2 separate regions of the Homo sapiens genome follow, and region 1 is linked to region 2. The links are chromatin contacts, found by Hi-C or POLR2A ChIA-PET in ENCODE. All regions are on one chromosome and are shown on one strand. The core of a region is the stretch at or near the end of the contact, and the rest is flanking DNA. Distances in the headings are between cores, read along the strand shown.

Region 1 (7,631 bases), core at 1,178-3,677, 130 kb before region 2:
TTACAGCCTACAGCTCCTTGTTGATCTGGCTGTGGGAGACCCTTACTCACAGAGCCTTATTTTCTCGAGCACAGACCCTGCCCCAGGCATCTGGGCAACCAGAGGTAGCCGTGTAATACTCTTCCAGCCAATGAGAGACACTGGGTTTCCTGAACTCCTTATCGCTTTCCTGATGCAGAGACACCCCTTCCTGCCTCACCACCTCTCAGCTGGAACGTCAGGCTGGAGACATGACCCAAGGAGCCAAGCCCGAGAAGGAAACGTGCACCCTGAAACAGCGGGATGCAGAACCCTGAAACAGCGGGATGCAGAACCCTGAAACAGCAGGATGCAGAACCCTGAAACAGCGGGATGGAGAGACAGAAGCCTCGGGAAACGTGGACGACAATGTGAGGCCCCTGTCCCAGCCCCACACCACTGGGGGAAGAGCTAACAGAAAAAGGGGGCAGAGAAAAAACACTGGGTTGAGTTCCAGGCAATGGTCACTGCAGGAAGCTGAAAGGGGGCAGGATGGACAGGAGCCTGGGGAGGGGATCCAGAGCTCAAGCAGGTCTGTGCTGCACTGTGTCAGAGCTCACGGCAAAGGCCGGAGCATCACACGCAGAGCAAGCAGGGAGCGCAGCCTGGGCTGGGGGCAGGTAGGCTGCACCTGCAGGGCTCCTGGTGACTGGGGGACCTGCACAGAAGACTGAGCCAGAAGGATGCCAGGGTGGCACTGCCCACGGAATCCAAGAGGTTGGCTAGTTCTGTACAGTCCTGTTGAGACACTGATTGAGACCAGGACGAAATACAGGCCACTGACCTTAACAAGAGACAGATCATTAGTGACTAGCAAGACCCATTTCAGAGGGATGGAAGGCCAAAACTTGAACAGAACAGACTGAAATGTCAAGGAAGTCGTGATAGTGGAGAAGGTGCCCAGCACATGGGCAGCAGAATGAGGCTGCCAGCTTTGGGCAAGGAGACTGAGTGCAAACCTCGCCTCTCAGTGAGCGTCCAGGCCCCTCGGCTGATGGAGGTCCTCAATTGGTCTTCCTTCATCACAGTTATGACTTTACATCTGCTTGTGTGAGTACTTGATATACAGACATCTGCATCACTAGAAATTTCCATGAAAGCAAGGACCATGTCTCATTTGCCCCCCTCTCTCCCCTCAACATGATGCGAGAGGTTGGATGGGAGGACAGGAAGGGCAGCTGTGTGGACAGGAAGCCCACCAGGTCAGCTGTGTGAGGAAGCAGTCTGGGGCCTCAGCAGGGCCCACGTGCAGGGCCGTAGAAACCTTGAGAGCAGAAACACAAGCAGACATAGTGCTCGGGGCTGCTTCCATGTACAGAGGATGTTCCCTGATCTGGCGGGGCGCCTGGCAGCACGTGAGTGAGGCTGATGGTAGTGGTGCCAAAACAACCAAATGTATCTCCCCAAAACCTATCATTCAAAAGTATCCTAGGGGATTAATCAAAAACTCTCAAAAATTTTACTTGAAGATTTTCCAGTTTAAAGGTAATTTCAGGCAATAAACTAGTATTGGGTCCAAAATGAGCTGACAGTACCTGGGAAGCCACACTACTGCTTGATAAAGACACGGACCAACAGCCTCACAGAGGTTATCAGTGAGGGATCTTGAACAGAGCTCTAATTGGGTACACGCTAATTGCTTTAACAGACAACTGCTTGCAGAGTTGGAAAAAATGCTTTTGAATGTTTCTGAACAAATAATTTGATATATTCTATTTCTCAAAAGACCCTCACTTTTTAAACACAAAGTCATCAAAAAACCATCTTATGAAAGAGAACATTAAATATAACATTAAGATCAAGAAACTATCTTTTAAAATCCTGTAAATAAAAAAAGTTATAATCAGGATGGGCAGACAAATAATTGGATCAATCACAATCACCTCAATCAATGACTAACAAATCACCAGTAAAAACGAAGTGCTAAAAAGCGAGTTATTTAATTTTATTTTTTCAGACACTTCTCTGAGGAGCCCCCATGTGCTGTGCAGGGTCGAAAAACCCAATCCTAATGTACTTAAAAGGGCAGATGAGAGACATTTGCCTGAAATTAAAACATAAAGTAATTCTGTTCTGGGACTTTATCTGAAAATCCAGAAGAAGCCCTTGGCCGGAAGCATCAGCCTCCAGGGCCTCTTCACCCTGACATTCCTGAGGCTGCAGCACAGTCTCCCCATACCCCTGGTGAGGAGCCCCCTGGAGAAAAGATGCACCCATGCCTCCTCCGGGCACACAGTCAAAGGGCCTCTTCCTGAGAGAAGAGGACAGAACTTCCCAACACCCCGAACCTTCACTCCAAACAGGGTAAGACCTAGTTCCAGAGTCACAGCATGAAACGCAAGAGGCGGCAGAAAAACCCACAAGTCAGAGAACAGCAGCTGTGTGGCCCAGAGGGCTCGGCACCCACAGAAAGCCGGGTCCTCTCTTCCTCTTGTCAAGGACGTCAGGCAGAGGCCTGTGGAAACCTGCCAATGGGAGCAGTCGCCAGACCTAGAAGAGCCAAGCCCGGTGTGCCCTCGCCTGGAGTTGTGAGAAAAGTCCCTGTAGCCCCAGATCTAGGGCCTCCAACACTCTCCTACCCGAGACTCCTACCCGAGGCTGCCCTGGGAACTGGTGAGAAAAGCCAAAGTGCACCCCAGCAAAGTGCCTGGATCAGTCCAGTTCCTGAAGCCAAGTGCCGGTGGGGCGAGGTCCAGGCACAGAATGGGCAGTGGCCATGCTGCTTCCTTCCTGGGGAGGCTGCTTATTTCAGAGACTAATTTCCTGGTTTTCACTGTGCCTATTGTGTGAATATTTGGGGGTGGGGTGGGGTATAAGCTGAGACTCATCAGAAGGGTTTCAGGGCCTAGTAACAGATTACCCTGTTGGCTATAGAAATGGGACTGAGATAGCCTCGACTTTAGAAAATGGAACATGATACTAGTTTTGACATCTTTAAGACTTGGGCTCCATCAAGAAAAAAAAAAATTAAAGGTACAAAAATGTGTGATAATGAATTACTCCTATTTTACAGGAATGGGAGGCTTGATTTATAAAATAGTTTTTTAAATTATTATTCAGGTAAAGGGTTAGATTTAAGCTATAAAGAGCTTGACTGGTTTTCCTCTGCCTTGTCTGCTCTGTTTTGGAATAATCCCTAATATTGTTCATTACTTCAAAATTTACAGAAAGATGTTTTTGTTTTTCCTGTGTCATACTATTAGTATCAGTCTAGTCAAGTGACTTGTAAATACCAATAAATAGAATGTATCCATTTTTAAAAATCCAACAGGAGAACAATAATAAGGAAAAAGTTAACTTTTGACTAAAGCCGAATTCCTGATTCTAAGATTTAAAGGTCACCTACCAGGATTAAGATTTGGTCCTCACAACTGTTACCTGAAGGTAAGAGTAAATTCCAATGGTATAACTATATAAAAAAAATAGATAACAGATATTTCCATAAAAATTGTTTATGTTCATTTTTAAAATCTCTCTCATCAAACAGTTGTAATGCAGTAGAGAGAATGAGAAGAGAGAGAGGTCAGAAAGTCACCCAGTAAACAAAAGGACCACAGATTTTTCTCCATCCTCAACAGAGATTCCAGTTGATGAAGAAGGCTGCCATGCAGGCTCAGGGCAAGGAAAGGGAATGTGCTGCTAGCACTGGACCTCAGCTCCGGGCAAGGCTGCACCTTCTGAACCGACGGCCCAGGAGCGAAGTGACCCATACTTCCTCCAAAGCATCACTCTCCAGACATGGTAATCCAGGCCCAGAAGCAAAGGTCAGTCCCACTGTGCCTGTCACACACTCTGCTCCTCTACACCCTCCTCTAGGAAATGAAAGAGGAAGGATGTTGATCTCTAGGGTCTTTTAAATTGTTCCAAATAAATAAAATAGAATTATTTTCTCTTACTAAAAATAAAACACTGATTTTCATATTAAAGACAAATTAATTTTGCAAAGGATTAAAAAAGCAGAAATCCAAATCAGTTTAGCAGAAAGATGAACAGATGGATTTCTGAGGTCCACTGGCCTGCATCCAAATTTCGCAGCCTAGCCCACGGTTAAACTCGATCTGGAGTCTTCCAGCTCCTCCTCCTACAGGGAAACCCCCACTCTCCCTGGACTGTGGTCCACAGGAGAACAAGGAGCTCTACTCCACAGGACACCAGAGCATGAGCAAACATGTGGCAATGCTGTAGGATGCTGGTGACCAGGATCCTGCCCCTGGGAGCCACTAAGCTGCCAGAAGACACAGTCACCCAGGCAAGGCTGTGAATAGCACCCCATATCCCTATTGCTCTCCCTCTGAGCCATAGACAGAGATCATGCTGGTGGGGAATAAGGTCTCATGATGTCCAGAACTATAGCAGAAAACTGTAAGCTGATCTCCTGCTCCTCATTAAGTGATGACAGTTCACACAACACAAAAAGTGCCATTTCACCAAACTGTAGTATTACAACACTTTCATCATTAACCTTTCTAAAGTAAAAATCATCAGATTCAAGTCTTCTGTTTTTTCATCATAAGAATTCAATAAAAGCAGAAATAATTATATAAGCAGTTAAGCCAAACGTCAACTAGCATTGAAGCAGTGGAAGAAATCGGATTGATTTAGAGTTGATTTAAGATAATACCAGGGGCAAAGACAAGTGGATGTCTGAGTTAGGGGAAAATTGGCAAGGACGGTCAAATAGAAAAAACACGTGACTTAAAGACATAGCAGAACATATGCTCTGTGAAGAAAGGGACTGAGTTATTTCATTCACTGCTAAACCTTTGGTATCCAAAGTGCTCAAAAAATATTTATTCAATGACTGCATAAACACATGAATGAAAAATGTCAGTTTATATGAAGTTGATGAACTTCATGAATATAACATGGCAGCAATGCCCAACATTTAAGAAAGGTTATCACAGAACCTACATTGTTTAATAAAGCCAGTGCCACAATAATAATCAGATGCTCAATTTTTCAATAAAAATCATTACAAACCCTGCATTTCGCTATCTACAAATGAGGTGGCCAAGGCAGTTCTTGGGGGGAAAACGTAGAGCTGCATGTGCACAGAAGAGAAAACAAGGATGACGTGAAAATAAACAAGGTATTCAATCCCCAAGTGAGAACAAAGGTGGAGAGAGGTCAGAACCGGGGTCCTCCTGGGGAGGGTAGGAGTGCTGAGCTGCACAGGTACCAGGAAGCCTCCGGGTTGATCCCAGTGATGGTTGTGTGAGTGCACACAGATATGAGAGTCACCAGGCTGCACACTCAGGCCCCACTGGTATACTTATACCTGTTCATGAGAGAAGACTGTCACATTTTCAGGAATTTTGTAAACCAGTTGACAGCTCATCGGTAGCTTGAAATAGGGCACGGTAGGGACATTTATAACTTGGAAATTGGCAAATGCTACAAATCAGGGGTTTCCATACACTCCCACTCCTCCTTCCCACCAAAAGCCAGGTGTTAAGCACTTATACCACTATGTAGCTACTACAGCATGTAAACTACATGAAAAAAATGAAAAGACTAGGGGTAGGGCTGGGGAGAGACTCATTTTGAAAAAATAGAAGGTATTAAAATAAATAGCAATTTTAATTTTGCACTGTGTTAAAAACAGGATTTTCCCCAGAATGCAGGAATGTTTAATATCAGGAAATCTATTAATGAAATTTGCTATATTAACAGACTGGAGGGAAAACCACGTGATCATTTCAACAGACGCACATATGGTAAAATTCTACTGCCACTCATGATAAAGATTATTTTGGACAAACCAGGAAGAGAAGGTAACATGCTAGACAAGATAAAGGGTATGTACAAAACAACTAGAGTAATGTCACACTTAAGGATGAAATACTGGAAGCATTCACGTCAAAGACAACAACGAGATGCAGCCTGCTAGCCATCACTATGATCCAAACACTACACTCAGCACAGTACCAGAAGTCCTAGCCAATTAATACAGGGGAAGTACAAAGCTTAGAAAGGAAGACGCATGTTCCCAAAAGGATCCTCCATCTAGAAAACATGAGACACAAATGACAAGCTGTGGACACAACATACAAAAACCAATCACTTTATCACACAAGAATAATAAGCAATTTGAAATATCATTGAAAGAAAACATTTAGTAGTGATAAAGGTGATATTTCTGATAACTGGGCAAAGGGCAGACTACTCAATGACAAAGGCAAATGATTAGCCAATTGAAAAAATATCCCAACTTCAAACTGTACAAAAACAAATTTCATATAGATCAATATGCTAAATGTGAAAAACAAAATATAAAACTATTAGAAGAAATTAAAGAAAAATATGAGTATTGTAGTAGGGAAAGTATTCTTAGGATTCAAAACCCAAAAGCCATAAAGGAAAAAAACTGATAAATTTGACTATATTTAAAATTTCTTTTTAGAAAAAAAAAATCGACCAAATCCAAAGACCAAGATAAACCAGGTAAACAGCTTCACATGGGAAGAAACAGAGACAGGGGCTGGTCCTGCCATTTCTGCCATTCTCCCATCATATTCTGCCATGGGTTTCTTTTTCAACTTTTTATGTTGAAATTTTAGGCTTATGGGAAGGCTGAAAAATAGTACAGATAATTCCCCTATGTCCTTCTCCCAGCTTCCTCTAAAATCATAGATTTGTAAGTTGTGAGCATGAGGAGAAGTATGTATCAATCACAGACCTGTATGTTGTGAGCTGGGAGAAGGATATATCGAAATCAGAAAATAAACACTGGCACAATACAATTGGCTACACCACAGACCTCATCTGAATTTCGGTGGTTTCTCCACCAATACCGGCTTCTGTTCCAGGATTCTGCCCAGAATCACAGGCCACAGTTAGTCATCAGGTCTCTAAGCTTAGACCAATCCTCGGTGTTTCCAGTGTTCATGACCTGGACACTTCTGAGGAACACTGATGAGGTGAGGTATTTTGCAGGACGTCCCTCTACTGGAGCGTCTGACATTTCTCCATGACTAGACTGTGATTGTGCATTTGTGGCAGGAGTCCCTGACAGAGCACATGCCATGTGGTGTGGGGCGGCATATGATGCAACTTGTCTCATCAGATGATGCTGATCTTGATCGCCCAGGTGACGTGGTGTCTGCTGGCTTCCTCCATTCTAAAGTTACTATTTTTCCCTTTTTAATAAATAAATAACTTGAGGAAGAGATACTTCGAGACTAGGCAAATATCCTGTTTCTCTCCAAACTCTGGCCCACTAATCAGCATCCTCCCGCGGAACTCACCTGAAGTAACTATTTCCATAGTGCCGCCTGAAGGCGATTTTCTATTTTCTCACTGCTCCTACACCAATTAATTGGAATGTTTCTGTCAGGAAGAGATGTCCCTTCTCCTTATTTTTTCAATTTCTTCTTATATCAATATAAGAAGTATCAGTAGTGATACTGACTTTGTTTTATAGATTATACACCTATACTATCATTACTCATTTCCTTGCTCAAATTGACCCGCTTTGGCCATGGGGCTCCTCCAGGTTGCTTATGTGCCCTCTGACACACCCCATCCATTTTGGCCACTTCCTTATTTCCAGCATCATCAGAGGTTCCAGACTCATCTTCTGCAAGGAGCCCTGCTTATTTTTATCAGCAACT
Region 2 (7,632 bases), core at 4,090-6,589:
TGTGCTTCCCACACAGGTAGGTACAGCTCGGGAGAGCAACCGCACTCACATCAGGCCCCGTCCCTCCTGGGGAGGACGCACGAGGCAGCTCCCGCCCCATGAGGACAAGCTCTGGGATGTGTGTCCCAGGGCCCTGCATGAGTGGGTCCCACACGCTCACCACACCCGACAGCAGGCCTGAGCCGTCCTCACGGGCCACCCTCTGTGCGACAGAGTGAGGGGCAGGACAGGGTGTGCAGTGTTAGGTGGGCATCAGGGAAAGGTCCACTCAGGAGGGGAGACTGCAGCCCCTGTCAGAGGCACGAGAAGAGCATGGTGGATGCTCAGGGGCCTCAGCTGAGCACAGCAGGGTCTCTGTGGGGTGGAGGCTGTGGCAGAACAGTGAGTTGGGGGGACCCCCAGTGGGACCCGGCAGGAGCTGTGGTCAATGTCGGGGGAGGGGCACATGAGGGAGCTCGGCATCAGCAGAGCCACCAGGCTCCTCACAAGGGTGGGCCTGGGTGCCCCCGAAACGTCCCCCACAGCCCCCACGGGCCTCACGAGCTCACGCCCTGAGAACAGGGTACCTGTGCGGAGCACCGGCTGGAGCCCCAGCTCTCGGCCTCTGCAGGCTCAGGAAGCACCGTGGCCCGTGGCTCCCACTCATATCCCTCCACCTCTGGACCCGGGTCAGCCCCACAGCTCGGAAAGGGCCACCCCTCCCGGACACTCACCTGCGGGCTTGGCGCCGGCTGCCAGCCTCGAGCCCCAGCAGCTCGGGCAGGGCATCCCTGAGAGGGTGCAGGTCCCCCACCACCACCGTGGCCCTCCGCCTCCGCTCCTCCCTGTGCTTCTGCTCAGCCAGTTTTATGGCTTCGATTTCTAAGGAAGGAGAAACGACGTTAGAGGCAAACAAGAGGCAGAGGAGGAGCCCAGGCCCAGAGCCTCTGGCCCACGAGAGACCTGGCAGGGTGCCCGGCCCTGCTGCCTCTCTCCTTCCCGCTGTCACCCCCATTCCGCCCCTGGGAACCTGCAGGGCGGGCAGGCTTGAGTTATTTTCTTCCCCTTAATGACAGAGCTGCGCTTTTTAATCGCAGGGCTGACAATGAGGTGGAACTGCAGCCACTGAGGATTTCTCCTGCAAAGGGACGCTGGCAACTGTGGCCGGAGCACGCGTAGGGGAGTGCACACAGCCACCGAGCAGAGGGGACAGAGGGGAATGAGGAAAAGGGGCCCTCAACTTAAGATGGCAAGTCACAGCCTGGGAGGCTCAGCTTTGTTCCCAGGAGGGAGAGGGCTCCCCAGAGGGAAGGGGAGAAGCCCCAGGACAGACCTGAGGGCTTGGGGCCATGGGGGGTGGCAGGTAGGGCTGAGGCCTCCACGCTAGAGAAGGGATTTGGGCAGGGTCTGGACAGAAGGGGTATGGCCTTGGGATTTGATTTAATTTAAAAATGTATTTATCTCAAAACTGCTAAGAGAACACATGCTCGGACATGCTGCTCACTGCACGTGGCTCCTGGAGGCTGTGGAGCGCGGACGGCCTGCTCTCTTCAGGGCAACCCACCGGGACAGGCCTGCAGCTCAAACACTGCCAGCTCGTGACACAGGCCCGGGCATGGCAGACCTGTGCCCCCTGGGGGGAATGCCCAGGTTTCCAGAGGTGACAACAGCCAGCTCCTCTCCAATCCCGCTGTCTGGGACAGCGGCGCCCCTCTCAGCCCCCAGGGCAGGTGGCTCGCAGAACAAGGTGTGAAGGGCCCACCCTGACCAACCCGAAATCAGGGGATGCCACCCTGCCCTGGGTCCCTGTAGCAGGGTGTGTTTACCTGGCTCCAAATCACTGACAAGAACCTGGGACAAAGACCACCCTTCCTCTGGGTCCTCAGCCCCCAGTGCAGGTTGAGAGCTTGGAAGGTGTACACCAGCTCTCCACAGCCTTGGGAATCACGGGGGTTTATAAGGTAAGAATCCAGCGCTTACTCCACCCTGCCTGGACTGTGGTAGACACGTTACTCGGCACCTCATTAAAAGAGAGCCAGGGCACCCTGGAAGCTGGGGTAGGGAGGGGCGGGCCAGGCCAGATGGCTCCTTCACAGGCTGCAGACCCAGGCCAGGAAAAGCAAAGCAGAGGCATGTGGTTCCCGTGAGGACAGACACAAAGGCCCGCACCTCAGCAAGCCAAAGCCAGAAGCCTTTCAAAAGAAGGATACCTTGTGCCCAAGCAGGGTGAGCCCCAGGCATGCAAGGATGGTTCTCCCGGGAAATGCCTCAGGGTGACCCTCCACAGTGGCCACTCAAGAGGCAAGAAAGCCTATGGTCACCACCACCAGTGTGCAGAGGATTCTGCACAATTCACTGCCCACGCATGAGAAAAATTACAATGAAACCACAAACGGAAGGAAGCTCCTTGACAGATGAGCTGCTAGAAACCCACAGTGAGTATCACATTTCAGGGCAAAACATTAGACACTCAATGATAAATCCGAGCAAGGAAAAGATGACCACAATATCGACAATCCCACCCGGCCCACTCAATTCTGAGGGGGAGGGAGGGAGCGAGGCAGTGGCGGGGCGGGACCCACGGCCTGGGAACACTCAGCACTGCTCTCATCTGCAGCACCTAGGGGAGGTCCCACACAAACACCAGCTTCCAAGCAGCCAGGAGAACCAACGGGAGAGTGCAGTTCTTCTCTGTCAGTTACTCCGGAAAAATCGGATGCTGCCTCAGCTAAAATTTCAACGGGATTTTTAGTCAAACCTGTGCAGCTAATTCTAAACTTTATGTTTTAAAAACAACTAAATGCATAAGAATAGTAAAAACATTTTTTACAAAGAACAAGCAACAAGAAAGTAGGGCTATCGGATATTAAAGCAAATTATAAAATAACAGAAATTAACAGCGTGGCAAAAGTGCTGATGAACACTCAGTGGACGCAGGGCAGACCAGGCAAAGTGTGAGCATGACACGTGAGGTTAGATAAACTGGGGTCCTCCTGGGGAAAGAGTCAGAGTCCCTCTCACACTGTTCCTAAAAATCAGTATGTATGAATTAAATACTAAAAACAAAGAGGAATCAAAGGCCAAAAAATACAGCAGGAGCCACTCGACTGGATTAGAAATCAAGGAAATGTTGCACCTCATAGACTGGCAAATTTTTAAATGTTTCATAATATCGAGTGTTCGAGGACGGAGGGAGCTGATGGGTGGGTGTGAACTGGCCCAGCCGCCTTGGAGGACAACTGAGGGTTGGGAAAGTCAAGTGGGACATGTGTGTGGTTCCAACTACCCACCCTCCCGCCCACAGGGCATGGGGAGCCACTGTCCACGGCACGGCTGGGGCACAGGCTGTGTGGTGGAGCATAGAGGCGCTACCTGGGCACTGGGGAGGTATGTGGACAAAACAAAGCAAAGCAAGGGATGGAGAGTGACCGGGGGAGGCCTCCAGGAGTGGGAGGGCCCTGCAACGGGAGGAACAGCAAGGACAAACTTTGCAAGCTTGTCCTCATAAAGGCAAGGTGGGGTGGCGCGTGCAGATCCACAGGGGAAATTTCAACACATATTGGGGAAAAAAAGCAAATTGAGGGAAAAAATCCACACATACAGAAAACATGCATTTCTAAAGATCCTAAGGAATCTACAAAATGACTACCAGACCTAATGCATGATATTAGTAAATTCATAGGATACAAGATTAGTATTTTAAAAAACCAATTGTATTTTAACATACTAGCAGAGAGCTGAGAAAAAACTGCATTTATGACAGCATAAAAAACTATAAAATACTTAGCAATAAGCTTATTATAAGATGTAAGATCTCTACACTAAAACTGAATAACATTGATGATGAAATTTAAATGGTGAGATATACTATGTTCATGAATTTGAAGATCTGCTTTGCTAAGATGGTAATTCTGAACTGATCTATAGATTCAATGAAATCCCAATCATAACCCCACTAGGTTTTTGTTGTTGTTTTTAAAGAAATAGACAAGCTAATGATAATTTATATGGAAATGCCAAGGACTTAGAATATCCAAAACAACCTCAAGACAGACGAACCAACAAAAAGGACTTATGTTATCTGACTTCCAGATTAATCCTAAAGCTATGGTAATCAAGACAGTCTGGTTTTTGCTAAGGTACAACAAATAGATCAATGGAACAGAAGACAGCCTAGAAACAGATCCACACTTATGAGACTTTCTGATTTTTCACAAAGGCAACAAAACAATCCAATAAGGAAAGAAAAGTACTTATAACAAATGGTGCTGGAACAGCTGAATATCCATATTAGGGGGAAAAAAGGAACTTAACCACTAACACCACATAGACAAACAATTCAAGATAGAAAAAAAAAACCAATATGAAAGCTCAAACTATAAAGTTTTTAGAAGAAAACAGGAATAATATCTTCATGACTTGGGATTAGGCAAAGTTTTCTTAAATAGGACACACACACATACATATACACACACACAATAACTAATATAAATTAAACTTCTCAAAATTAAACTCTCGTTTATTTAAAAAAAAAAAAAAAGTTCTCACGCCTGTAATCCGAGCACTTTGGGAGGCCAAGGCGGGCGGATCACGAGGTCAAGAGATCGAGACCATCCTGCTAACACGGTGAAACCCCATCTCTACTAAAAATACAAAAAAATTAGCCGGGCACGGTGGCGGGTGCCTGTAGTCCCGGCTACTCAGAAGGCTGAGGCAGAAGAATCGCTTGAACCCAGGAGGTGTTGCTTGCAGTGAGCCAAGATCGCACCACTGCACTCCAGCCTGGCGACAGAGCAAGACTCTATCTCAAAAAAAAAAAAAAAGAAAGAAAATGAACAGGCAAGTCACAGTCTGGGAAAAACATCTGTAAAACACATATCCAACCAAAGACTGGACTCTAGGACAAAGAACTCTTAGAGCTCAATAATAAAAAGACAAAAAGCCTCATGAAAAATGAATTTCACTGACGCTGAAACACAAATGGACAGTAAGCACATGTAAATGCTCTTTTGGTGGCAACGGAAATGAGTACCACCGTGAGATACCATTTCATGATTACCAGACGGCCGAGGCTGAGGAGACGGCAGGCCATGTGTTGGCAAAGCTGAGGGCCAGGAGAACTCTCACAGGCTCTGGTGGGAGTGTGAGTGTACAACCACTCTAGAAAAGCGTCTGGCAGCTGCTTATAAAACTAAACATACACCTACCCTATGACCCAGCATTCCATTCCTCAGCACTTACCCAAGAGAAACGAAAACATGTCCACAAAAAGACTTGTAAAGAATGTTCAGAGCAGCCTTATTCACAGTAGCTAAAAATGGAAAAAAGCCCAGGTGCCCATCAGCAGGAAAGTGAGTAACAAATGGTGTATTCATACAATGAAATACTTCTCAGCAATCAAAAGGCATGGACTGCTGCTACATGCAGCCTGGATGGGTTTCAAAACCATTACGCTGAGCAAAAGCAGCCAGATGCAGAAAGAGTGCATCCTACATGATTCCATTTATACAGAGTCTAAGGCAAGAAAAGCTCAACTGTGGACGACAAAGGGTGACACAGCAGTTGTTACCTCTGGGGCCAGTGGGAGAGGTAATTGACTGGGGGGGTGCGTGACTGTCGGGGAATGGTGGTGATGGTCCATAACCTGAACAGGATTTCAGCTGCACAGGTGTCTACAACATTTGTCAGCAATCATTGAATGGCACACTTTAGATTTGCATTTCATTTTATGTAAATACAATCTTCAAAAGAAAAAGAAAAAAAAAGAACCATGAACTCTAGCAGAATTATTTGGGGTGGAGTGTACTGATGTCTGCCATTTACTTTGAAACGCATTTTTAAAAACCCATGTTGGTAGATGGACAGAAACTGCTAGATGAACGGTTATGTAATAAAGATTGTAAAATCTGTGTGGTGGGTACAGGGTATTCCCTATAAAATTCTTCCCACTTTCCTAAATAAAATTTTTCATAATAAAATACAAAGTAAAAGTAACTTGGGAAATGTAGCTAAAGCTGTATTTAGAGATAACTTACAGCCTTTCACTCCTGAACAAAACATATACAAACAGATAAGCAGAGTAACTGAAACCCAAAGAAAGCTAAAACGGGAGTGATCAAAATAAAAACAAATAATTTTGAAGACAAAAGAGTAGAATTGGTTATTAAATACATTAATTATTAAATGGAAGAGACAAAACTTCTTAATTTAATCAGAAATGAAGGTGGAGATACAAATAAAGAACGATAAAGAAAACAGAATATTTAATAAGAAGGCAACTAACATATGAAGATTGAGATCTGACTAAATTTGATCATTAACATTATTTAGAGACAAGGACCCACTCTGTCACCCAGGCTGGAGTGCACTAGTGCAATTACGGTTCACTGCAGCCTCAAACTCCTGGGTTGAAGCGATCTTCCTACCTCAGCCTCCTAAGTCGCTAGGACTAGAGGCTCAGAGGCATACACCACCTAATCTGACTAATTTTTACATTTTTTGTAGAGACAAGGTCTCGCTATATTGCCCAGGCTAGTCTGAAACTCCTGGGCGTAGGTGATCCTTCCATCTCAACCTTCCAAAGTGCTGGGATTACAGGCATGAGACACCATCCTCAGACAAATTCGATCATTTTATGAGTGGCCAAAATTGACTCAAGTTGTGAAAAAACAAAAAAAAAGGACCAAGTGCCATGGAATAAAATTTACACATCATCAAAGAATTACAGCCTAGAAAATCAGGGTCCAAATGGCCACAGTCCAGTAGCCCGTCCAAATCCACTTTCACAGCTATGCTAGGAACTGTGAAAAAGAAAATGGAGGAATGAATCATTTCCCTAAGAAATATCCAAAAAGGGATAGAAACCATAAAACTAATAATCACAAAAGAAACTGACAAAGTTTTCTAGGTCCTACCTCTGAAAAACATACATTTTCTTTAAAACCTCCAAGGAAAAAATAAAGCAGATAACATAAAAAAGAAAATATTCCAAATTAATTTCACAAAGTCAGCAGAATCACACTAAAAAGATAACCGAAAAATACAAAATAATTTTGACGAGAAACAATCTTAGAAAAACACTGGCAAATATCCAGCATCACGAAAAATAAGGAGATACTCCAAAACAACCTGAGTGGGAAGTGTGGCTTTCAGCCTGCGGAGACGTGCAGCTGGGAGCACGTGGCAAGGCTGACCTCAGAAAAGAGGGAGCCACAGGCCTGAAAGGGTCTGGGGACACCAGGGGCCCTGCCCACACCCACGCCGCTATGCGCAGACACTGTTTTCACCGCGGGCAAGGCCTGGAAGGATTTCACATACCACTGCAGGCACTTCTGAACCATAAAAACTCCACGAGCACAGGTTACTTCCACAATAAAAAATTTCACGGTGGGGAACAAAAATAGGTAATTTTTACAAACAAGGAGCCGAGAGCAGCAGCTTCCCAAGGCCGTCCTCCAAAGGGAGGCAGCCCAGCTCTGCAGGTGCCCACACGGACGGGGTGGCAGTGCCATCCACAACAGGCCAGACCAGCTTGGCCATGCTGCCAAGTCTTCATGGCCAACCTCTCTGTGCCTCCACTGTCCTTCGGCCCCCACAGCAGCCTCTGAAGTGTCTTGGGTGATCCCCTTGGGCACTCCTCGGGGAGTGTGGCTG

Evidence for each region. Hi-C counts contacts between places; a loop is a spot of excess contacts on that map. ChIA-PET counts read pairs that join two places held with the same protein, here RNA polymerase II (POLR2A).
Region 1: a loop to region 2 is called in a map of endothelial cell of umbilical vein, with 2.5 times the contacts of the local background. The contact joins two enhancer-like sites. A Hi-C loop is called at or near these places in 1 of 168 maps with a recorded cell type or tissue (endothelial cell of umbilical vein). POLR2A ChIA-PET finds 5 or more read pairs at or near these places in 2 of 52 experiments (AG04449 and WTC11).

Annotation. Positions count from the first base shown.
Region 1 is chr21:45,088,253-45,095,883 of GRCh38, reverse strand. The region is part of intron 1 of ADARB1 (adenosine deaminase RNA specific B1); the gene reads right to left. Among named protein-coding and RNA genes, the nearest start is that of ADARB1, 17 kb to the right of the region's middle. RefSeq lists an enhancer at 2,002-2,502. Within about 2 kb of position 2,427, at least 12 of the 41 ENCODE cell types and tissues checked have a DNase peak (open chromatin) inside an H3K27ac peak, as active enhancers do; they include endothelial cell of umbilical vein, where a contact is called at or near this core.
Region 2 is chr21:44,960,263-44,967,894 of GRCh38, reverse strand. SLX9 (SLX9 ribosome biogenesis factor) reads right to left here. Exons shown (of 6, transcript NM_058190.4): 4 at 714-861. Among named protein-coding and RNA genes, the nearest start is that of SLX9, 24 kb to the right of the region's middle. Within about 2 kb of position 5,339, at least 7 of the 41 ENCODE cell types and tissues checked have a DNase peak (open chromatin) inside an H3K27ac peak, as active enhancers do; they include endothelial cell of umbilical vein, where a contact is called at or near this core.